2 separate regions of the Homo sapiens genome follow, and region 2 is linked to region 1. Evidence: chromatin loops called from intact Hi-C (ENCODE). Cell type or tissue: lower lobe of right lung. All regions are shown on one strand. Each heading gives the region's core, and the rest is flanking DNA. Links, peaks and the distances in the headings are about the cores only.

Region 1 (5,365 bases), core at 135-5,134:
CACCACAGCTAGAGTGAGCTCTTAAAAAATATTGATCAGCTGGGTGCAGTGGCTCACTCCTGTAATCCCAACACTTTGGGAGGCCAAGGCAAGAAGATCACTTGAGCCTAGGAGTTCGAGACCAGCCTGGGCAACAAAGCAAGATCCTCTCTCTACCAAAAAAATAAAAATAATAAATTAGCCGGATGTAGTGGTGCAGGCCTGTAGTCCCAGCTACTCAAGTGGCTAAGGTGGGAGGATCACTTGAACCCAGAAGTTTGAGGTTGCAGTGAGGCATAATTGTGCCACTGCACTACAGCCTGGGCAACAGAGAGAGACCCTATCTCTAAATAAATAAATAGGAAGGAAGGAGGGAGGGAGGGAAGAAGGGAAAGAAAGAAAGAAAATAACATACTTTCCTGCTTAAATTCCCCCAGGGACTCCATCCCACCCAGAACTAATTCCCTACCCTGGCTCACAGAGCTTGTGTGACTTGGCCCCTGGCTGCCTTCCTGACCTGGGCTTTACCCCTCTTGTCCCCGCCCATCACACTGCTCAGCCACACCAGTCACCTTCTGCTCCTTAAACGCATCAAACACATTCTTCTACGTGGCCTTTGTACTTGCTCTTCCCTCTTGCCTGTAATGTTCTTCCCTGATCTTTCACATGGCTGGCTCCTTAAGATTTCTGCTTAAAACTGTCACCTTCTTAGCGAAGCTGCCTGATCCTGCACTGTCCAGCCTCCCCCGCAGATTACTCCTCTTCTTCCCTCCTCATCGCTTCCCACACTCTAGTGATCCTGTGTGTTTGCTTGCTTCTTCTCTGTCTCCCACCACCTCAAGAGCAAAGACCTTGGCTGCAGGGCTTGCACCAGCCCCAGGGTCCACTGGTACTTTTTGAATGGGTGGGTGGATGGAAGAAAGCATGCATGAATGAGTGAACCTTGTGCAGGCTCAGGAAAGAAAGGTCATTGTGGCTTTAAATTGGGGATCATTGCCTGGAAAGAGGAGACATTTTTCTGGTTTGGGAGCAGAGAGCGGGAGGCTTTGGTAATCCAGAGAGAGCACATGCACAAAGGTAGAGGGATAGGACTAAGTGTGGCTTGTTGGGAGACTGACCTAACTGAGCATCAACTATGCCAAGCACTGCGCAAGGTGTCGAGGCTATAGGAACGTGCCTTTCTACCCTAGAGAAGTTTGCAGTCTGCTGTGGGTGATGAGCTATATAGAAGAATGTACTATTAGATGGAGGGAAGTGAGGGAGCAACATGGTTACCTGAGGAAGAGCAGTCCAGGCCAAGGGCACAGCAAGTGCAAAGGCCCTGGGGTGACGGTGTGTGCTGGCTGCTCATGATGCAGTAGGGAGGCCTGTGGCTGGGATGAAGAATAGTGGAGGGTAAAGTGGAAAGAGGTGAGAGCAGAGATGTAGCTGGCAGTGGGGAGGGAATAGGGTGAAGCAGCACCATGTAGGGCCTTGCAGGACATTCTAAGGATTTTGACTTTCATCGAGTGAGATGAAGATTCACTGAGGGGTTCTAAGTAGAGGCAGGGACATGATCTGGCTTCAATCATAGAATGATGGGGATTGACTAGGCAGGATGGGTTATGATGTGCAAGGTCGCAGGGGGCTGCTAGCCAGGTGAGATAGGATGTGGGCTCTGGCAGCAGTGGAGGGGGCAAGGCACTGCGGGTGTTGGACAGACTCTGATGATTGGATGTGGGCCTCAAGGGAGAGTTTGTGTGGGAGCTGGGAAACAACTGCATCAGGTTGCCTGGGGTCCCACTCTTAGGCCGACAACTTGCCAGTCATGTGACTTGGGCAAATCCCTTCGCCTCTGAGAACAGATTATCTCACCTGTTCTGTTGTATCAGCCAGGGTTCAACTAAAGGAACAGAACGAGTGGGAGGTATATATTAAGCGATGTAGTGTAAGGAACTAGCTTACACAATTGTGGGGGCTGGCTAGGTAAGTCTGAAATCCTATGGCAGGTCATGAAAGGGGGCAGGCTGGACCCCCAGGCCCAGGCTGGAGCTGCTGTCCGCAGATGAAATGTCTTCAGGGAAACCTTCACTCTGCTGAAGGCCTTTCAGCTACTGACTCAGGCCCACCCAGAGTGTTTTAGATAATTTCCCTTACTTAAAGTCATCCGGTCATGGTCTTTAATAACTATAAAAATACATTCCCAACCAGGCGCAGTGGCTCATGCCTGTAATCCCAGCACTTTGGGAGACCGAGGCAGGTGGATCACCTGAGGTCAGGAGTTTGAGACCAGCCTGGCCAACATGGCAAAACCCCGTCTCTACTAAAAATACAAAAAATTAGCTGGACGTGGTGGCGGGTGCTTGTAATCCCAGCTACTGAGGAGGCTGAGGCAGGGAGAATCTTGAACCCAGGAGGTGGAGGTTGCAGTGAGCCGAGATCATGCCATTGCACTCCAGCTTGGGCAACAGAGCGAGGCTCTGTCTCAAAAAAAAAAAAAAAAAAAATTCCCCAGCAACACCTAAATTAGTGTGTGATTGCATAACTGGGGACAGTAGCTTAGCCAGGTTGATGTGTACCACCTGACCATCATACCTGTCAAATGGGGTTGTTATAGTAGCAGCGACCTGGCTTGCCCCAAAGTGCACAGGGTTCAAGGAGGTGATGCCCTTTGAGGGGTTTTGTGCTGTGCCTGGCAGTAGGAAGGGCCTGTTGTTGTTAGCTGTTGTTGCTTCCCCAAGGTGGGCACTGCTCCAGGAGCCCCAGTGGGGCTGGAGCAGACTCCCCAGAGCAAGGGGTTCTCTTGAGACCTGCAAAGATCTCATGCCTCTCACCCAGTTCTCTAAAAAGCTGCATTTCGCCAGGGCACCTAGCCGGGAAGTTCTGAGATGCGCCACTAGGGGGCACAGGTGGCCACGGAGCCTCGGGATTGTCAGGGCCCTGGGGCTGTTGTCAGGAGAGCCTGAGGGTTCATCCAACCCAGGAGTCCTGTGGAAGCTCCAGCTCGTTTACATGCAGATGAGGTTGCTCAAGAGTGTTGTTACAAGCTTGTTCTCTTAGGCAAGTGTTGATGTTCCTCATGAAATCCTGTTTACTTTATTCTTCTCCTTGGAAAAGTGGTGAGCTCAGCCCCACTTCTATCTCAGTGATCATAAAACTGTATTATTAGCTGAGTTCATGAGATCAGCATTAATGTAGTTTCACTGCAGAGAAGCAGTGTTGCCTGGGGTTGACAGTTTAGGTTTTGGCAACAGGAAGACAGGGTTTGAACCCCAGCTCTGCCATTTGTTATTGCCGTTTTAATTATTGATAGATTAAGAAAGAAGGGGAGAAGTTGGTCTTTGAGTTGAGACATTTATTTCCATTCTGTGAGACCCAGGAGGGGACGACAGGGCGTAGACTCAGCCATTGCTGAGTATTCCGTTGAGTTAAAAACGTGGACTCTGGAGCCAGAATGCTTAGTTTCATGTCCCGGCTCTGCCTGCTGTGTGATCTTGGGCAAGTCCTTCTCTATGGCTCATTTCTTCACCTGTAAAATAGGGATAATCAGGTTTTTTTCATGGGGTTGAGGATTGAGTGAAAGTTCCTGAAGTGATAACTCCAGCACCGTGCCTGGCCTAGAGGAAGCACTAAGGGTGAAGCAGCTTTTACTATGAATAGGAGGCAGCACCGGAGGGGTTCGTCTCAAACAGGAGAGAGCGCTGGTTTCAGCTTTTGCCCTTTCTCCGGAGTGACTCCTCAATCAGACAGGGGGAAGGTGGGGTGTCCACTATCTCATCATTGCCAGGAGCCTCCCTGCAACAACCAGGGTAGGTGGTCTTGTCCCATTTTATAGACCAGGAAAGGGAAGTTAAGGAACTTGCCCCAGGTCAGCCAGACACAGGATTCTCTTTTTTTTTTTTTTTTTTTTTTTTTGAGACAGAGTTTTGCTGTTTGCCTGGGCTGGAGTGCAGTGGCACAATCTCAGCTCACTGCAACCTCCACCTCCTGGGTTCAAGTGATTCTCCTGCCTCAGCCTCCCAAGTAGATGGAATTATAGGCGTCCGCCACCATGCCCAGCTAATTTTTTGTATTTTTAGTAGAGATGGGATTTCACCATGTTGGCTAGGCTGGTCTTGAACTCCTGACCCCAGGTGATCCACCCACCTTGGCCTCCCAAAGTGCTGGGATTACAGGTGTGAACCACCATGACTGGCCTTTTTTTTGTTTTTGTTTTTGTTTTTGCTTTTTTGAGACAGGGCCCCAGGCTCTGTCGTTCAGACTGGAGTGTGGTGGCACAACCACAGCTCACTGCAGACTTGACCTCCTGGCTTCAAGCAATCCTCTCACCTCAGCCTTCTGAGTAGTTGGGACTACAGACATGCACCACCACGTCCAGTTAGTTTTTGTAGAGACAGGGTCTCGCTATGTTGCCCAGGGTGGTCTTGAACTCCTAGGATCAAGTGACTATCCTGCCTCGGCCTCCCAAAGTGCTGGGATTACAGGTGTGAACCGCAGCACACAGCCTAATTTTCCTTTTTATGAGTTTGGTTTTTAATAAAGTGAATTTGCTTAGAGCAAGACCCGCCCATAAGTTCTGGCCACTATTAAGGGTTAGTCTATGGCCGGGCGTGGTGGCTCGCTCCTGTAATCCTAGCACTTTGGAAGACCGAGGCAGTTGGATCTCCTGAGATCAGGAGTTCAAGACCGACATGATGAAACCTCGTCTCTACTAAAAATACGAAAAATTAGCCGGATGTGGTGGCCCGCACCTGTAATCCCAGCTACTCGGGAGGCTGAGGCAGGAGAATCACTTGAACCCAGGGGGCGGAGTTTGCAGTGAGCCAAGATGGTGCCACTGCACTCCAGCCTGGGTGACAGAGTGAGATTCCGTCTCAAAAAAAAAAAGGGTTAGTCTACCTGAAAAAGTTCCTCTATTCTCCTCCTTTTATAGAGGAAGCTTTTAAGAGAGGGATGGCCACTTGCCCAGGGTATGGGGTGGGCAGAACCTGGTCTTCTGCTGGTCAGCACTCCCACCAAGCCCTGGAACCAGGTGGAAGTGTGAGGAGGGCTGTCAGGTGGAAGTGTGAGGAGGGCTGTCCTGAAGCACAGGAAGCCGGTCTGTGAGGTCTCTGGTACCTCCCTTCCCCGCAAGGTAAATACCTCAGCAGGGCACTAGCAGAGCTGGGCTCTCTGGCCCTCCCTGGGCCTGCCCTGCCCAACCAGCAGCAGAGGGAGATGGAGGGAGACGAGGCAGTGGCAGCAGGCCTCCTCCCTCCAGAGCGCAGGCTTTGTGAGGCTTTCACTTCTCTTAATAGTTTGTTGGCTCCTGGCCCCATGGAGTGCACAGCTCAACTGAGAAGGTGGGACCTTTTCAGGGATTCATTAATACTAGGCAGGATGGCTTGGGATCTGCAAGGTGGAAGGA
Region 2 (5,365 bases), core at 246-5,245, 69 kb after region 1:
CTCTGGGTTCTCATCCCTGCAACCTGTGCAGTGACCGGGGCAGGACGAGCCTCCCATCCAGGAGCTCTCACCAGCAGCACGTGAACTCCTGGACATCTGTGGTTGCTGCAGCCCCAGAGTCCCCAAGAACCTTTTGCAGGAGCAGCTCAACTTTACCGGCCAGAACTGATATCCCTGGTTCTGCCCCCACCCCCAAGAGGTCAGGAGAAAGCCTGAGCTTACATGGCCCACGGGATTCTGTCTTCCACGCACCCCGGGAGGCTGCGAAGGCTGGGGCTGGGCCCTAGTGGCCCAGGAGGCTGAGCCCACATGATGGGCTAGACCTTGTTCTCTGCCATGAAGCAGGGCAGGGCTCCTCTGATCTTCCCACGAGAAGGGCTGTCATTTTTCCCTGCAAATGCAACCTTGCCTAGGAAAACCTTAATGATGGCTTCCTGCTCGAACCACAGACTTTTAAAAATAGCCCAGCTGAACAAAGGCAAAATGTGGAGCCCAGGCCTCGCCTCATCCTAACCTCAGAATCCTGGATTCCCGGAGCCTGGCGCTGCCCCTCTGGCCGCCGCTGAGCTGGGATTTGCCATGCCTCACTGGAAAATGGAGCAGAACCAGGAGCAGGCAGGAGAGCAGAGAGAGTTGGACTGTGGAGCCCTGAACTTCTCAAAGGGCCGAGTCAGAATCTGGCTGGGCAGGGTTCTCAGGCCGCCTTGGCAGCAGTCTGAAGCATGGCTGGGTTGGAATCTGAAAGCCTCCAGAGTAAGGCCCTCCCTGAGTCGATGCTGACCAAGTTCTGCAGCAGAGAAGGGCGTACTGAAAAATCCTGCAGGCTCCCATGGGTCATCACCCTCCTTCTGCTTTTGGGCAGCCGTTTGAATTTGGCTAGTAGCCCATCAGTTCTGTCTTCACAGCCTGGCAGGGCAGCCACAACCACCCCCAAAGGGAGCTGCTATCTCGGCTCAGCACAGGGCTGCAGACAGGGCCCCGATAATCCAGGGGAGAGTGGACAGATGGCCCTCCCACAGCTGGGGGTTGGGGTGGCAGCTGCCTCCCACCCCCACGGCCACCAGTCTTAGGCAGGCTGCCCGCCAGCATCCAGCCAAGGAGCCCAGGGGGTGGCTGTCACAGCTGGGAGCCAGGAGGGGTGGGTGTCCCAGAGACCAGAGGCCAGCAGTCTGCTCCAGCATCCCGCTGTTTTGAGCTCACAGCACTTCCCATCGGTACCCTTGCTCAGCCTTGCCTGGTCGTGATGCAGTCAACAGTGTCTCGCTGTCTGCCAGGCACTGTCTCAGCCCCTGGGGAGCACCCACGCCAGAGAGGACAACAGTGGCTCAGGGTGACCCTTCAGAAGGGCATGGCCAGATTGCCACTTCCTCCTCCTGTCTCAGCTCCTGTTGCCCCAGAAGGTGAGGTGGGGAGTGTTCCACTCTGAGCAGCCCTCTACGGAGTGTCTCAGGCAGGAGGCAAGGACTCTTTAGCCAGCCAGCTAGGAGCAGAGCCAGGGAGTACTCAGCTCTGGGGTCTACCTATCAGGGGCTTCCTGGGACAGGGAAAGCTGAACCCCAGCAGGCATGGAAGAAACACCCTCCTGGAAGCCTGATCAAGGACCCAAGCGGGTGGCACCCAGGCCTCCTGCCAGGAGAGAGGCTGAAAGAAACCAGGGGAGGCACCATGGTGCCCCACTCTCCCCACACCTGCCCTCCCAAGCCTTCCTGAGAGTCTACAAGGCACTTCTTTCCCAGCACCTCGGGAGGACCTTGGGCAAGACCCTGAAGTGACATCCTTGAAAACAGAGCAGGCTGCCCTCCAGAGGGGCTAGGCCTCGGCTGCGTGGTTGGCACAGCATGTTCTGCAGAAGCCACTTGGGCCAGTGCTGCCTGATTGTGCTGTGCTTGGTGTTTCCAAGCTCATTTGGCCATCGAACCCTTGTCTTAACAAAACACATGTAACTGCTTCCATGAGACCTGGGTTCCATGGACTCCTCTTGGGAGATTACATGACCAGGTGTTAATGGATGAAGTGGGTGCTCAGGGAAGGCTTCACCGAGGAGGTGTCCCTAGAACCTCTGAAGGTCAGACAGAGGAAGGATGCAAGAGGCTGAGCTGGGGGCAGGGATAGGAGAGTTCATCTGGGACACAGATGGAAACAGGGCACATTTCGAGGAAAAGCGGTATGCCGTGGGGCCTCAAGGCATGCAAGGACACCTCATGAGGGGCCGGCTTCTCCTAATCCTGCCCTCGGCCCAGCAAGCTTCTGAGCCCTGTGGACTCCAAGGTCCCGGCAGCCTGGCCGCCATTATCAGGCTGGGAGAGCCGACTCCCTGCTCCCAGGGCCTTGCCTGACAACCTGGGTCCTGGCTGGCTTTGGCACACACTGGGAGCAGCAGTGACCTCTGCTCCCATGGTCTCCCTGCTGCCACCTCTGGGGCCTGGTCCTTCCCTCCCCTGGAGAAGCCAGAGCCAACCCAGTGGACCTTCTTGGCAAGCAGTTGAGCAAAAGCCAGGCCAGGGCAGGAGGAGGGGACAGGAAGCAGGACCTGCACCCCGACCTCAAATAATCTTGCTTGCTTGCTCCCACCCCCAGAGGAGAAGTATGTCACCGTGCAGCCTTACACCAGCCAAAGCAAGGACGAGATTGGCTTTGAGAAGGGCGTCACAGTGGAGGTGATCCGGAAGAATCTGGAAGGCTGGTGGTATATCAGGTAGGGAACCCTTACATTATGAACGAGATGCCTCTCGCCCACCTGGGCCCTGGGCAGAGTGCAAAGTGGCCATGGCCACCTGATGGCAGGTAGATACTGACAGCTTTGTGCCCACGGCACAGGGCTGGGCTGCTGCACCTCTGCACAGCTGAATAGCTCAACCAGAGAATGCTCATCTTGCAAGTTTTCTCCCGGGACGCGTAAAGCAGAGCTTGAGCCACAGCCAGCGGGGCACAGAGGCCCCGGGTCAGCTTGCAGGCTGTGGTGCAATCCCTTCCCACGTATCTGCCAAGAGAGCTCAGCACATCTGAATTTGGTTTTGTGTGTCCGGCCTTGGCTGCCTGGTGTGCTCCACAGCTAGGGCTGCCTGGAGCACTGGCGTCCGCAGGCCTTGCTGAGGTCCCAGCAGGCAACCTCTGCTGCCCAGGCTCAGTACTCAGGGAGGTGGGCTGGGGGCGGGGGCGGGTGCAGGTGCAGGCCTCTTGCAGCCACGTCCCTGGTGGATGGGGACTGGCTGTCCAATCTGCAGGGCTGGCTGCAAGGGCTGGAGCAGAAGTCAGGCCTCGGCTCAGGCCATCGGAGGCTTCTTCCTTCTCTTGCCCCTCCCTCTCCCAGGCCTAATCACAGTTCCCAGCGTAGAATCCTATTGAATGGTATGGGTAGGGAAGTGGGGTCTTTCCTGACCTGCTGGAGGCAAACAATCCCGTGGGTTTCACTCACCATTACCTGGCCAAGACCTACCCTTCCAGGACCCCTGCTCTCAAGAAATGCTCCAGGAGACTTGATCTCAGTAAGTGCTTTTGGTGTCCTTGGAACTGGCTCAGCTGTGATGACTTTGCCCACCTTCTCTCTTCTCTGCCAGTTACCCAGCTGACAGGGATAGTCCTATATCCTTGGGCTCTGGGGACCCCAGATCCACTGTGGGCAGGACATGCATTCTAGGTGGTCTCCGACAGAGGGGACAGGATTGTGCAGTGGCACCAATGTGCCCCAGGGGATGTGAGTACTCGTGGGACAGTTGCTCAGAACATGGTACAACATGATGGCATTAAAGGCTAGTCCATGCTGAGGTCACTGGCCATATGGAGATTGCACCTTAGTCTGACCTGATGGAACATGGCTCCATGGCACGCACCACACCCCCCGCCCCTACCCCGCCCCCACCCCGCCCCACCCCGGAGCCCTGGTGCATATCAGTCAGGAGGGCTGAGATGTCCCTTTCTGTCCCATTGGGTGGGATGGGACTGTGCATCTGGATGTGTATTGTCCAAAGCCAGTGCCCCTAGACTTTTATGTTCTCTGAGCAATGGAAACTAGAGTCAACCCAATCACCCACCAGCCATGAGTTGAACATGGGAAAGCCAGGAAACATTCTGGCAGGCTGGTGGCCTAGCTCACTTGCCTGGAGCTTATCTACAAGGCTGCTTTATTATTATTTTTTTGTTTTCTAAAATGACCAACAAAGTCACTCTGAGCTGCTTCTAGTCCGCTCCTATCCCCATGGCCTAGTCTTACAGCCAGCAGGAGCTTGGACTGAGAAAACCCGGCTGAAAAGATTCCACCTTAAAAAGGCTGCCAGACACCCCCTTAAATATGCCATTTCCCAACATTCCAGGCTCTACGTTGATCCTCATTTCCTGTCTTTCTTCTCCTCCCCCAACCCCTACACACACACACACACACACACACACACACACACACACACACACACACCCTCGCACTCTCCATCGCGCCCTTTCCAGCTTGCTTCCCGCTGGAGTCATTTCATTCTCCATTGCTGGAAAGCAGATGTGAGCAGAGCTGGACCCAGACACACACAGGCACTCCTGATTCCCTTGCGTTTCTCCTCCTGGAATCTTAATTTTACCCATGTAGTGCTGAAGGAACACAAATACAGCACTCGGGGCCCTAAGCAGGCCTGACCGTCACCTCCATGAGCCCCCTCTCCCCATAGCTCTACAGTGTCCATGTAGAAAAATCGTCAGTGAGGGCCAGTGGGCTCATCTTTGTCTTTTCTCTGAGATGCAAGAGCACCAGGCTCTGGGCCAGATGCTGCTAAGCGCTCACTGTGTGACCCCCTTGCTTTTCTGAGCCGTAGTTGTTGGCTCACATAAGATTAGGTATTTTTACTCGTTGCTTCCATCCACCCTTAAAATTCTGTGCTTCTGTTTGCACCCATTGCATCAGGGAGCCAAAGACAGGCCCCTGACTCCCACCCACGTGTTAACTCACCTCTGCCTCCCAATCCCTGGGGAGGCGAGCTTGGCTCAGCCTGCCTGCATGTTTCTGTGACAGAACGTAAGGAGCCACCTCCTACCTGAGCTTTCTCGCAAAGCTCAGACATGTTGATAGGAACTTCAGCTTTCATATTCCTTTTCTCCCACCTAATGAGCGCCCAAGAACAAGGTCAGATCAGGAAGACGGTGGGCGGGGCGGGGGGGGAGGTGTTCAGACATCTGGTGTGGAGGAGCCATTCCAAAGAGCCAGATGTGTCCAGGGAGCAGATGGGGACATTGCAACCCAGACTTGGGGGCACTGGCCAGCGACTACTGGACCAGGAAGTGAAGTCCCCATGGGTTTGGGTGAAAACTCAACACCACGAGGAAAAAAGGAAAAGCTTGTTTTCAGAAGTCATCGAATCACCAGAAATTAAGTCAGCCCTATCATTTG

Evidence for each region. A loop is a pair of places that touch in the nucleus more often than their neighbours do. Peaks named below come from ENCODE experiments on the same cell type or tissue, not always from the same donor. Only the 100,000 strongest peaks of a DNase experiment are listed, where the experiment ranks them.
Region 2: it touches region 1 in a loop (2.7-fold over the local background); 70 of 110 quality-filtered maps call a loop at or near these places.

The regions. Positions count from the first base shown.
Region 1 is chr10:103,683,846-103,689,210 of GRCh38, reverse strand. All of the region lies in intron 6 of SH3PXD2A (SH3 and PX domains 2A), which reads left to right. Among named protein-coding and RNA genes, the nearest start is that of SH3PXD2A-AS1, 60 kb to the left of the region's middle. RefSeq lists enhancers at 2,541-2,590, 5,221-5,290. In lower lobe of right lung, for the core only: a CTCF peak has its summit at 2,846 (motif pointing right); a DNase peak (open chromatin) is centred at 2,870.
Region 2 is chr10:103,614,527-103,619,891 of GRCh38, reverse strand. SH3PXD2A (SH3 and PX domains 2A) reads left to right here. Exons shown (of 15, transcript NM_001394015.1): 11 at 2,578-2,695. Among named protein-coding and RNA genes, the nearest start is that of NEURL1-AS1, 100 kb to the right of the region's middle. In lower lobe of right lung, for the core only: no CTCF peak of the experiment used is centred there; a DNase peak (open chromatin) is centred at 2,932; H3K27ac peaks cover 1,855 bases.